2 separate regions of the Mus musculus genome follow, and region 1 is linked to region 2. Evidence: chromatin loops called from intact Hi-C (ENCODE). Cell type or tissue: left cerebral cortex. All regions are shown on one strand. Each heading gives the region's core, and the rest is flanking DNA. Links, peaks and the distances in the headings are about the cores only.

Region 1 (5,401 bases), core at 191-5,190, 59 kb before region 2:
GAGTTGTAATTCCACAGATACATGAAAAAGCATGACTAAACCATATATGAAATACATAACAGATTCTCCTTAATATTTTGTTATTTAAATGCAATTTATGAATCAAACATCTTAATAATATTGAATATTTTCAGAATCAAATAATAAATCTAAATTTTGTTCAACTACTATTATCATATCCTTTTGTACCTAAAAATATCATTAATGTGTATTTAATAATATCCATTATTGAGGATCTTATATCTAATATTGAGTACTAAATTGTTTCAAATCATACAAAATATTCTTTGGGAATTAGGCATAGTAAAACAACACAAAATTTTAAAAAGTGAATCATTAAGAAATATATTCAAAACCTCTTATATGATACCATATGACATAATGTGAGAATTTTCAAAACACATTATATACCTGTGTACATTGTCTAACAATGAGTTTACTTTAAAAAGATTATCAGTGTTTCTCAGAGAGAAATTATTTTATCGGTAAGAATATTTTACGTATTTCCAAATAGCAAAAACTCTTAAAGCGAAACTTTAAGAAAATGCTAATTTCAGTCACAGTAAGAAAATTAGGAATAATATTTCCATGATGTTTGTAGAACATGCTTTTAATATTTTCAACTGTTAATACCATCAAACAGCAAAATAATTTTAAGTTAATAATGTTACCTTTTAGTGTGTTGTTAATATGTCATTTTGTAAAAAATTATCAGATTTCTTTTAACACCTCAGTCTTCCTACTTCTTTGAGATCCTTTAAATGATATCTGAGCAAAGAGATCTTCTCTCTATAATAAATGTGTTCATCTGCCAGGCATGATTGGCAGTTCATCTGTTACTATTAGCTATTACATCTCATCAGGAGTAAAAACACCAAACATGCTCTAATGCTGAAATTTGCATTTTTCAACTAAGTGTTGGGCACTAAGTTTTTCCTCTAATCCAGAATGATGTATGACACAATTCATATATTTATAATTTTAAAACTTATTATGGCTTATAAAATTGTCACCAATGAGAATTTCCACTACTTTTCCAATGAGGTGTGGGAAAATGCAAAATACATCAGAAATAAAATTCCTACACACCTAACACAGAAAAATAATAATGTGAAGCAACCATCACTATCAAAATGTACTGTGTTCTCTGGCTACCAATTGAAAAATGTATTATTTTAATCCCTAAGACATGAAAATTAAATAAGAGATGGAATGAGAGGCAGAGGCAGAAAAGCACAGGAAACCTTGGTTTATGAAAGAAAGAAGTTCCAAGCACATTGATTAGCCTAAGCTGAACGATTTCAACACTACTTCATTCATAAACTGCAGCCACAAATGATAATACTTCACAGAATCCATCCTATCTCATTGTCCAGCACTGTGAACTGGAGAACACTGAATTAAAACTAAACTAAACTGTGACACATTTGAAAGTATTAAAATAGTGATTGAGGTAATAATTAATTTTCAGTGGCTCCCAAAGTTACAGGGAGTGGAACAGTACAGAACCCACAGTTTGTGTACACAGCTAAATATTTCTAATTATTAACATTGACAAAGGAAATAAAGTTAATGACTTACCTAAAATCCAACCATACATTATAAAAATCATCTTTCATAAGTTTCTTCATTGTCCAAACGAAATAACCACACTCACTTTGCAAATTTCCATCATTATATTCACTACTTTTTATCCTCCAAAAGCAAATGGGTTCTTTCAAACAACACAAGATGAGAGAAAACTTCAGAAGCAAAAATGAAATAGTTAAAGCACACATTTTCTTCATGTGTGCTAAAATCTAAGATGGAGTAATTGTGAAATCCATTTCTTATGGAGACAAATATCACACATATGTAGACCTATGTGTCTGTTTTAAGGCTACTGCTGTCTGGAGATCCACTTAATTATATTCAACAATTCCTTTCCATTCATATTATGTAATGGTCCCTGGATACATAGGGAAAATTCTGGCCTCAAGCTCTACATCTGAGGTCTGAAAACTATTGATCAACACATTTCTGAAAACATATTTTGGACATCATGGTTTCCATCCTCAGATGGTATGATTTCATTCATGTACATTGCATAAACCCCAAGGACAATCTTCTCCTGGACACCTTGGACCAGACCATGTGTCAACAGCCATATGTATGAAAACAATGGATTTCATCAGAGCTTCCATGATAAGACAAGAGTTGAGAAGGTCGTAAATGTTAGATATCATTCAAACATTGAATTTAATCAGGGAACATTATGTCTTCCATTGTCTAGTGTAGGGAAGGGAAGTCTCACATTAAACATGGAGAGAGGGTTGAACTTTCTCTCTGTTGTCCATATATTGTTTGCCAGTCACGTTTACAAAATCTCCTCAAACTTCCTGTTATTCCTGTCATTTTGAGAATATGTCACTATGCAAAATCCAAAAGAGCCTGGAATTATGAAGACTCAATACGCAACCTGTCTAATATCAGTTCCTTTCCAGACATTCACTGAGTTATTATGCTGATCTCTTGCCTGATAATCAATGCCTGGCAGTCAGTGCCATTTGGTGAAACATTTCTTTGCTTGATGTTTGTTCATACCTCATTAAGAAGTTTGAGAACAATTTCATATATGATGATCAAAGGAAAGAATTTAAGTGTCATTTGTGAGAGAGAATTCTATTGCTAATGTTAGCATATACTTTATATTTTTCAATCATATCTAGCTGGTATTTGTTTTGAAATAGTGCTGTATTGCATTACATTGCAACAACACAAGTGTTTGTCTGTTATGCTAATTTATGTAACTTGGTTACATTACAATGAGTAAAATAGATGGAGCATTGAATTTGATTTGTAATTCTTTGAACTACCTTATATTTCTGCCTATAATATTCACACTGCCTTAAATGGAGTCTTTAACTCCATTTTTGAAATGGTTGGTATGTCACTGGCTTATAATAAAATCTTGTTATGGAGTTTATTGTACTATCTTAGTTACTATGAATATACATTTGTTTCATACATTTGTTGAATTATGACTTTATCAGTTTGCATTTTTTTCAGTACTTTTGGAAACCTATAGATTGGATAAATTGAGTGTCTTGTTGTGATATCCTATAGTTTTTGTATACTGGACAATAATTCCACATCAAATGAATTAGGAATGTGCATGGAAGCTGACTCTTCTCTCCATTGTGACTGCTATTGAACTACTGTGATGGTTTGTATATTCTTGGACCAGGGAGTGGCACCATTTGGAGGTGTGGCCTTGTTGGAAAAGGTGTGATCCGGTTAGAGTAGGTGTGTCTCTGTGAGTGTGGGCATAAGATCCTCACCCTAGTTGCCTGGAAGTCAGTCTTCCACTAGCAGCCTTTGGAGGAAGACATAGAACTCTCAACTCTGCCTATGGCATGCTCCTGCCTTGAAGATAATGGACTGAACCTCTGAACCTGTAAGCCAGTTCCAATTAAATGTTTTTTATAAGACTTGCCTTGATCATGGTGTCTGTTCACAGCAGTAAAACCCCAACTAAGACAGAAGTTACTACCAGGGACTGGGGTATTGCTGTGATAGGCCTGACAATGCTTTTATTTGAAAGAATGTGGATTTTGGAACTTTGGATTTGGAAAGCAGTGGAATGCTTTAAATGGGGCTTAATGGGTCATCCTAGTAGGAATATGGAAGACTTAGTTGCTAGGAGGTATTTGAACTCTATTGACCTGGCCCAAGTGATTTCAAAGGAGAAGAATTTCAGAATGTGGTATAAAGACTGTTTTGTGGTATTTTGGTGAAGAATGTGGCTACTTTTGCCCTTGTCTGAAAAGTCTGCCTGGGGCTAAGGTGAAGAGACTCAGATTAATTGCACTAATAAAGGAAGTTTCAAAAAAGCTCAACAGAGACTTTGTTCTCTGGTTAAGTCTTATAAAGAGAAGTTTAAACAAGCATAGCAAGTTTAGAAAGGAAAAATATAAAAGATATGGTTCGAGTATTAAAGGGGTTCCAGGAAGTGAAATGGAGCAAAATCTTATGTTTTAGGATAAACAGATTAAGGGAGTGGGACTTTGGGGCAAGATCCTACCCAGCTAAATTTAGATCCAGGCATGGTGATATACCTTAATCTCCAGAGACTGGGATGCTGATCTCTGTATTCTAGATCAATCTACACAGCAAGATCCAGAACAGCCAATTTAGGTAGTGAAGGAGTTAGAGAAAAGAAAGCTGGTGGTAATGTAATAGAACAAGGAGGCCATGTTCCATCTCCTGCCAGCAGCAGAACACTGCAGTTTCAGCCATGTGGCTCTGGCTTTAGAATGAATAATAGAAGGAACTACTTGGACAATTGATGCTGGTTAGCTGGAGCTAAGAAATTAGCAGTGATTAAGAAGAGACGAGCGGCACCACAAAACCGAACAGCTTCTGGGACAGGCGGAGCCAGAGAGCCACTGAGGCAGCACCCTTTTCGGGCCGCAGACAGCTGGCCACCGTCCCGACCAGAGGACAGGTGTCCGCCTGGCTCAGAAGCCCTCAGCTTCAGTCTGAACAGGTGAGAGGGTGCACCACAGAACTGGACAGCTTCTGGGACCTGCCAAAGCAACACAGCTTCTGGGAAAGGTCCTGTTTGGGGCCTTCTTCTTCGGCCAGGAGGAGGTCCACACACAAGATATCGGCACACCTTCCCTGTAAGAGGAGAGCTTGCCAGCAGAGAGTGCTCTGAGCACTGAAACTCAGAGGAGAGAGTCTGTCTCCCAGGTCTGCTGATAGACGGTAACAGAATCACCAGAAGAACAATCTCTAAACAGAGTCAACTATAACAAATAACTCCAGAGATTACCAGATGGCGAAAGGTAAATGTAGGAATCTTACTAACAGGAACCAAGACCACTCACCATCATCAGAACCCAACACTCCCACTTTGCCCAGTCCAGGGCACCCCAACACACCCGAAAACCTAGACCCAGATTTAAAAGCATATCTCATGATGATGGTAGAGGACATCAAAAAGGACTTTAATAACTCAAAGAAATACAGGAGAACATTGCTAAAGAGTTACAAGTCCTTAAAGAAAAACAGGAAAACACAATCAAACAGGTAGAAGTCCTTACAGAAAAAGAGGAAAACACATCCAAATAGGTGATGGAAATGAACAAAACCATACTAGACCTAAAAAGGGAAGTAGACACAATAAAGAAAACTCAAAGTGAGGCAACACTGGAGATAAAAACCCTAGGAAAGAAATCTGGAAACATAGATTTGAGCATCAGCAACAGAATACAAGAGATAGAAGAGAGAATATCAGGTGCAGAAGATTCCATAGAGAACATCGGCACAACAATCAAAGAAAATGGAAAATGCAAAAAGATCCTAACTCAAAATATCCAGGAAAACCAGGACACAATGAGAAGACCAAACCTACGGA
Region 2 (5,401 bases), core at 65-5,064:
TATAAGAGGAACAATGATATAAACTAACCAGTACCCCCAGAGCTGTGTCTCTAGTTGCATATGTAGTAGAGGATGGCCTGATTGGCCATTGGTGGAAGGAGTGGCCCTTGGTATTGTAAAGATCATATGCCCCAGTACAGGGGAATGCCAGGGTCAGGAAGCAGGAGTGGGTGGATTGCAGAGCAGGGCAGGGAGAGGGTTTTGGTGGCTTTGGGGATAGTATTTGAAATGTAAATGAAGAAAATATCTAATAAAACATAAAAGATCACATTGATATATCTAATCATAATGAAATGTAAGAAACTTTACCTGCTGACATTCTGTATACTTTCCTTTGTCTTCCACCATTTTTTGAGACTCTACTTGATGAAGAATGTGTTCATGGTAGGTGTGGGCCACAGCATAAACAGCATTATACAAATTGTAACCTTCATCACTCAGGGCCATGTCATAGTTGTGCAGTGCTGTCAATTCTAATGGGTTTTTGCATGTGAAATGATCCATTTTAATGCTGTTCTTAGAGACTGAACAATTAAAATAATTCCACCTCAGTATTGACTGAGAAATGTTTATTGGGTATTTGGAAGTGTTCATTGTTTGCATAAAATTCTTAAATTTAGCAATCCAACCTTTGTGGTGTGCAAAAGTGACAGTACCATGGAAGAGATCAAGGCTGAAATCTTTTTTATTTGTGATAACATCCCATTGTGAGGTTGTGATCCAGATCCTCCGAGCACCTAAATATACCCATCTTCTAAAGCTAATTTCTAGTGTAGAGTTCATTTCACCATAAATGATAACAACCTTTGCTGAAGATGTCATAATTTGTTTATCATACATATTACCCCTTGTCATGTATATCTTCATGGTTTCTGGGATCACATTCACAAAAGCTAAACAAATACCATGCCTTTGGCTTTCTTCTCTTAAATCTGAATGAAGCTGAATACCCTGGTCATCATCTGAGATGACCAGTCCTATCCAAGTCCATCTAAAATGAAGCATCAAGGAGACCATGCCATGGGACAAATGTGTGTCCTTGGTGGCTATCTGATGGACATTGGGAAAACGGTCATGGTCACTCAGGTTAGGATTAAATGGTCCAAAGAAAACCTAAATGATGTAGAAGAGAAAATGTAACATCCACATGAGATATATGATTATTAGGATATTTGGAATTATATATATAATTAATGCTACCCACCTTTAAGAACTCCTGTTAAGAATTGTAAGAATATTCTATAAGTATCATGTATTATTCCTATTAGATTCTAGGCTATTCCTGACAAGTATGAATTTCCTAGAACACAGTATTTGAGCAGTACATCTATGATATGATTATATATATAATGTGTCTCTGTGTGTGTGTGTGTGTGTGTGTGTGTGTGTGTGTGTGTGTGTGTGTGTTTGGCAGCACACTCATAAATTCATGCTGTCCATTTTTTCTTGTAGGTACCTGTAAATGTAATTTAATATTCTTAACTCATTCAGTGTCACATAATCTTACCGTTGGTGTCCAAGAATCAATTGCCAGTTTTAAGGATGTTTTCCATGATGGTCCTGTAAGGCCTATGGCACATGAATCATCTATGTCACAGACATAATTAACATAATTCAGACTGTCATTTATTAGCATATATTGTATGTCCAGATTTCCCAATGAATCTTGACATTTACCAGCCATGACAGAGAATACCAAAGAGGTGTTTGGTAAAAGATCAGGATTCTTGTTGATCTCATCAGTAGCAAAAAACATTACCAGAACAAACTCATATTCACTTGCTGGTATTCTAAAACAAGGCATAGTGATGATTAAGGAAGATGTTTGAAATATAAAAGTTCATTGCAGTAAAGTTTGTAGAATGAGACATGCTAACTTCTATCTAGATATCTTGAAATTAGCCTCATATATTAGAGATCGTTAGAGCAGAATACATTTTAAGAATTCATAGTTATGGGGCACTACTATATGATAAGTTTTGTAATCGTGAAAATCAATAAAGTTTGTTTTATCTCTCAATGCCATCCTTGAACTAGATTACAGTCCTACTGAGTAAGACTGCTATAAAAAAACCTTGGAGTTTTAATTCCACAGATACATGGAAAAGCTGACTTAAACTATATATGAAATACATAACAGATTCTCCTTAATTATTTTGTTATTTAAATGCAATTTATGAATCAAACATCTTAATAATATTGAGTATTTTCAGAATCAAATAATAAATATAAATTTTATTTAACTTTTATATTCATATCCTTTTGTACCTAAAAATATCATTAATGTGTATTTAATAATGTCCATTACTGAGAATCTTATATCTAATGTTGAGTACTAAATTGTTTCAAATCATACAAAATATTCTTTGGGAATTAAGCATAGTAAAACAGCACAACTTTTTTAAATGCAAATCATTAAGAAACATATTCAAAAGCTCTTATATGACACCACATGACATAATGTGAGAGTTTTCAAAACACATTATATACCTGTGTACATTGTCTAACAATGAGTTTACTTTAAAAAGATTATCAGTGTTTCTCAGAGAGAAATTGTTTTATTGGTAAGAATATTTTACTTATTTCCAAATAGCAAAAACTCTTAAAGCGAATCATTAAGAAAATGCTTATTTCATTCACAGTAAGAAAATTATGAATAATATTTCCATGATGGTTTTAGAACATGCTTTTAATATTTTCAACTGTTAATACCATCAAACAACATAATAATTTTAAGTTAATAATGTTACCTTTTAGTGTGTTGTTACTACGTCATTTTGTAAAAAAATTATCAGATTTCTTTTAAAACCTCAGTCTTCCTACTTCTTTGAGATCCTTTAAATGATACTTGAGCAAAGAGATTTTCTCTCTATAATAAATGTGTTCATCTGCCAGGCATGATTGGCAGTTTATCTGTTACTATTAGCTATTATATCTCATCAGGAGTAAAAACACCAAACATGCTCTAATGCTGAAATTTGCATTTTTCAATTAAGTGGTGGACACTAAGTTTTTCTTCTAATCCAGAATGGTGTATGACACCGTTCATATACTTATAATTTTAAAATTTATTATGTCTTATAAAATTGTCACCAATGAGAATTTCCACTACTTTTCCAATGAGGTGTGGGAAAATGCAGAATACATCAGAAATAAAATTCCTACACACCTAACACAGAAAAGTAATAATGTGAAGCAACCATCACTATCAAAGTATACAGTGTTCTCTGACTACCAATTGAAAAATGTATTCTTTTAATCCCTAAGACATGAAAATTAAATAAGAGATGGAATGAGAGGGAAAGGCAGAAAAGCATAAGAAACATTAGTTTATGAAAAAAAGAAGTCCCAGGCATATTGGTTAGCCTAATCTGAACAATTTCAACACTACTTCATTCGTAAACTGCAGCCACAAATGATAACACTTCACAGAATACAGATTATGTCATTGTCCAGCATTGTGAACTGGAGAACAATGTATTAAAACTAAACTAAACTGTCAACATTTGAAAGTATTAAAATAGTGATTGATGTAATAATTAATTTTCAGTGGTTCCTAAAGTTACAGGGGGTGAAACAGGACAGAACACACAGTTTGTGTACATGGCTAAATATTTCTAATTATTGACATTGACAAAGGAAATAAAGTTAATGACTTACCTAAAATCCAACCTTACATTATAAAAATCATCTTTCATAAGTTTCTTCATTGTCCAAAGGAAATAACCACACTCACTTTGCAAATCTCCATCATTATATTCACTACTTTTTATCCTCCAAAAGCAAATGGGTTCTTTCAAACAACACAAAAGGAGAGAAAACTTCAGAAGCAAAAATGAAATAGTTAAAGCACACATTTTCTTCATGTGTGCTAGAATCTAAGATGGAGCAGTTGTGAAGTCCATTTATTATGGAGACAAATATCACACATATGTAGACCTATGTGTCTGTTTTAAGGATACTGCTGTCTGGAGATCCACTTAATTATATTCAACAGTTCCTTTCCATTCATCCTATGTCATGCTCCCTGGATACATACAGAAAATTCTGGCCTCAAGCTCTACATCTGAGGTCTGAAAACTTTTGATCAACACATTTCTGTTTATATTTTGGACATCATGGTTTCCATCCTCAGATGGCATGATTTCATTAATGTACATTGCATAAATCCCAAGGACAATCTTCTCCTGGACACCTTGGACCAGACCATGTGTCAACAGTCATATGTATGAAAACAATGGATTTCATCAGCGCTTCCATGATAAGACAAGAGTTGAGAAGGTTGTAAATGTTAGGTGTCATTCAAACTTTATGTTTAATCATGAAGTATTATTTCTTCCATCGTCTAGCATAGGGAAGGGCAGTCTCACATTAAACATGAAGCCAGGAGTTGAACTTTCTCTCTGTTGTCCATATATTATTGTTTGCCAGTCACGTTTACAAAATCTCCTCAAACTTCCTGTTATTCCTGTCATTTTGAGAATATGTCATTATGCAAAATCCAAAAGTGCCTGGAATTATGAAGACTCAACACGCAACCTAATATCAGTACCTTTCCAGACATTCACTGAGTTATTATGCTAATCTCTTGCCTGACAGTCAGGGCCATTTGGTGAAACATTTCTTTGCTTGATGTTTGTTCGCACCTCATTAAGAAGTTTGGGAACAAGAATTTAGGTGTCATTTGTGAGAGAGAATTCTATTGCTAATGTTAGTATATACCTTATATTTTTCATTCATGTCTAGTTGGTATTTGTTTTGAAATAGTGCTGCCTTGCATTACATTGCAACAACACAAGTGTTTGTCTGTTATGCTAATTTGTGTAACTTGGTTACATTACAATGAGTTAAACCCATGGAGCATTGAATTTGATTTGTAATTCTTTGAACTACCTTATATTTCTGCCTATAATATTCACACTGACTTAAGTGGAGTCTTTAACTCCATTTTTGGAATGGTAGGTATGTCACTGGCTTATAATAGAATCTTGTTATGGAGTTTATTGTACTATCTTAGTTACTATGAATATACATTTGTTTCATACATTTGTTGAATTATGACTTTATCAGTTTACATTTCTTCAGTATTTTGGAGACCTATATATTGGATAAATTGAGTGTCTTGTTGTGATATCCTATAGTTTTTGTATACTGGATGGTAATTCCACATCAAATGAATTAGGAATGTGCATGGAAGCTGACCCTTCTCTCCATTGTGACTGCTATTGAACTATTGTGATGGTTTGTATATTCTTGGACCAGGGAGTGGCACCATTTGGAGGTCTGGCCTTGTTGGAAAAGGTGTGATCTGGTTGGAGTAAGTGTGCCTCTGTGGGTGTGGGCATAAGATCCTCACCCTAGTTGCCTGGAAGTCAGTCTTCCACTAGCAACCTTTGGATGA

Evidence for each region. Hi-C counts contacts between places; a loop is a spot of excess contacts. Peaks named below come from ENCODE experiments on the same cell type or tissue, not always from the same donor. Only the 100,000 strongest peaks of a DNase experiment are listed, where the experiment ranks them.
Region 1: it touches region 2 in a loop (2.3-fold over the local background); 2 of 42 quality-filtered maps call a loop at or near these places.

What each region holds. Positions count from the first base shown.
Region 1 is chr10:130,392,455-130,397,855 of GRCm38, forward strand. Vmn2r84 (vomeronasal 2, receptor 84) reads right to left here and starts at 1,787. Exons shown (of 6, transcript NM_001081448.1): 1 at 1,582-1,787. The coding sequence starts at 1,787. In left cerebral cortex, for the core only: no CTCF peak of the experiment used is centred there; no DNase peak of the experiment used is centred there.
Region 2 is chr10:130,452,029-130,457,429 of GRCm38, forward strand. It overlaps Vmn2r86 (vomeronasal 2, receptor 86), which reads right to left and starts at 3,866. Exons shown (of 6, transcript NM_001103365.1): 1 at 3,661-3,866; 2 at 1,508-1,790; 3 at 310-1,113. The coding sequence starts at 3,866. In left cerebral cortex, for the core only: no CTCF peak of the experiment used is centred there; no DNase peak of the experiment used is centred there.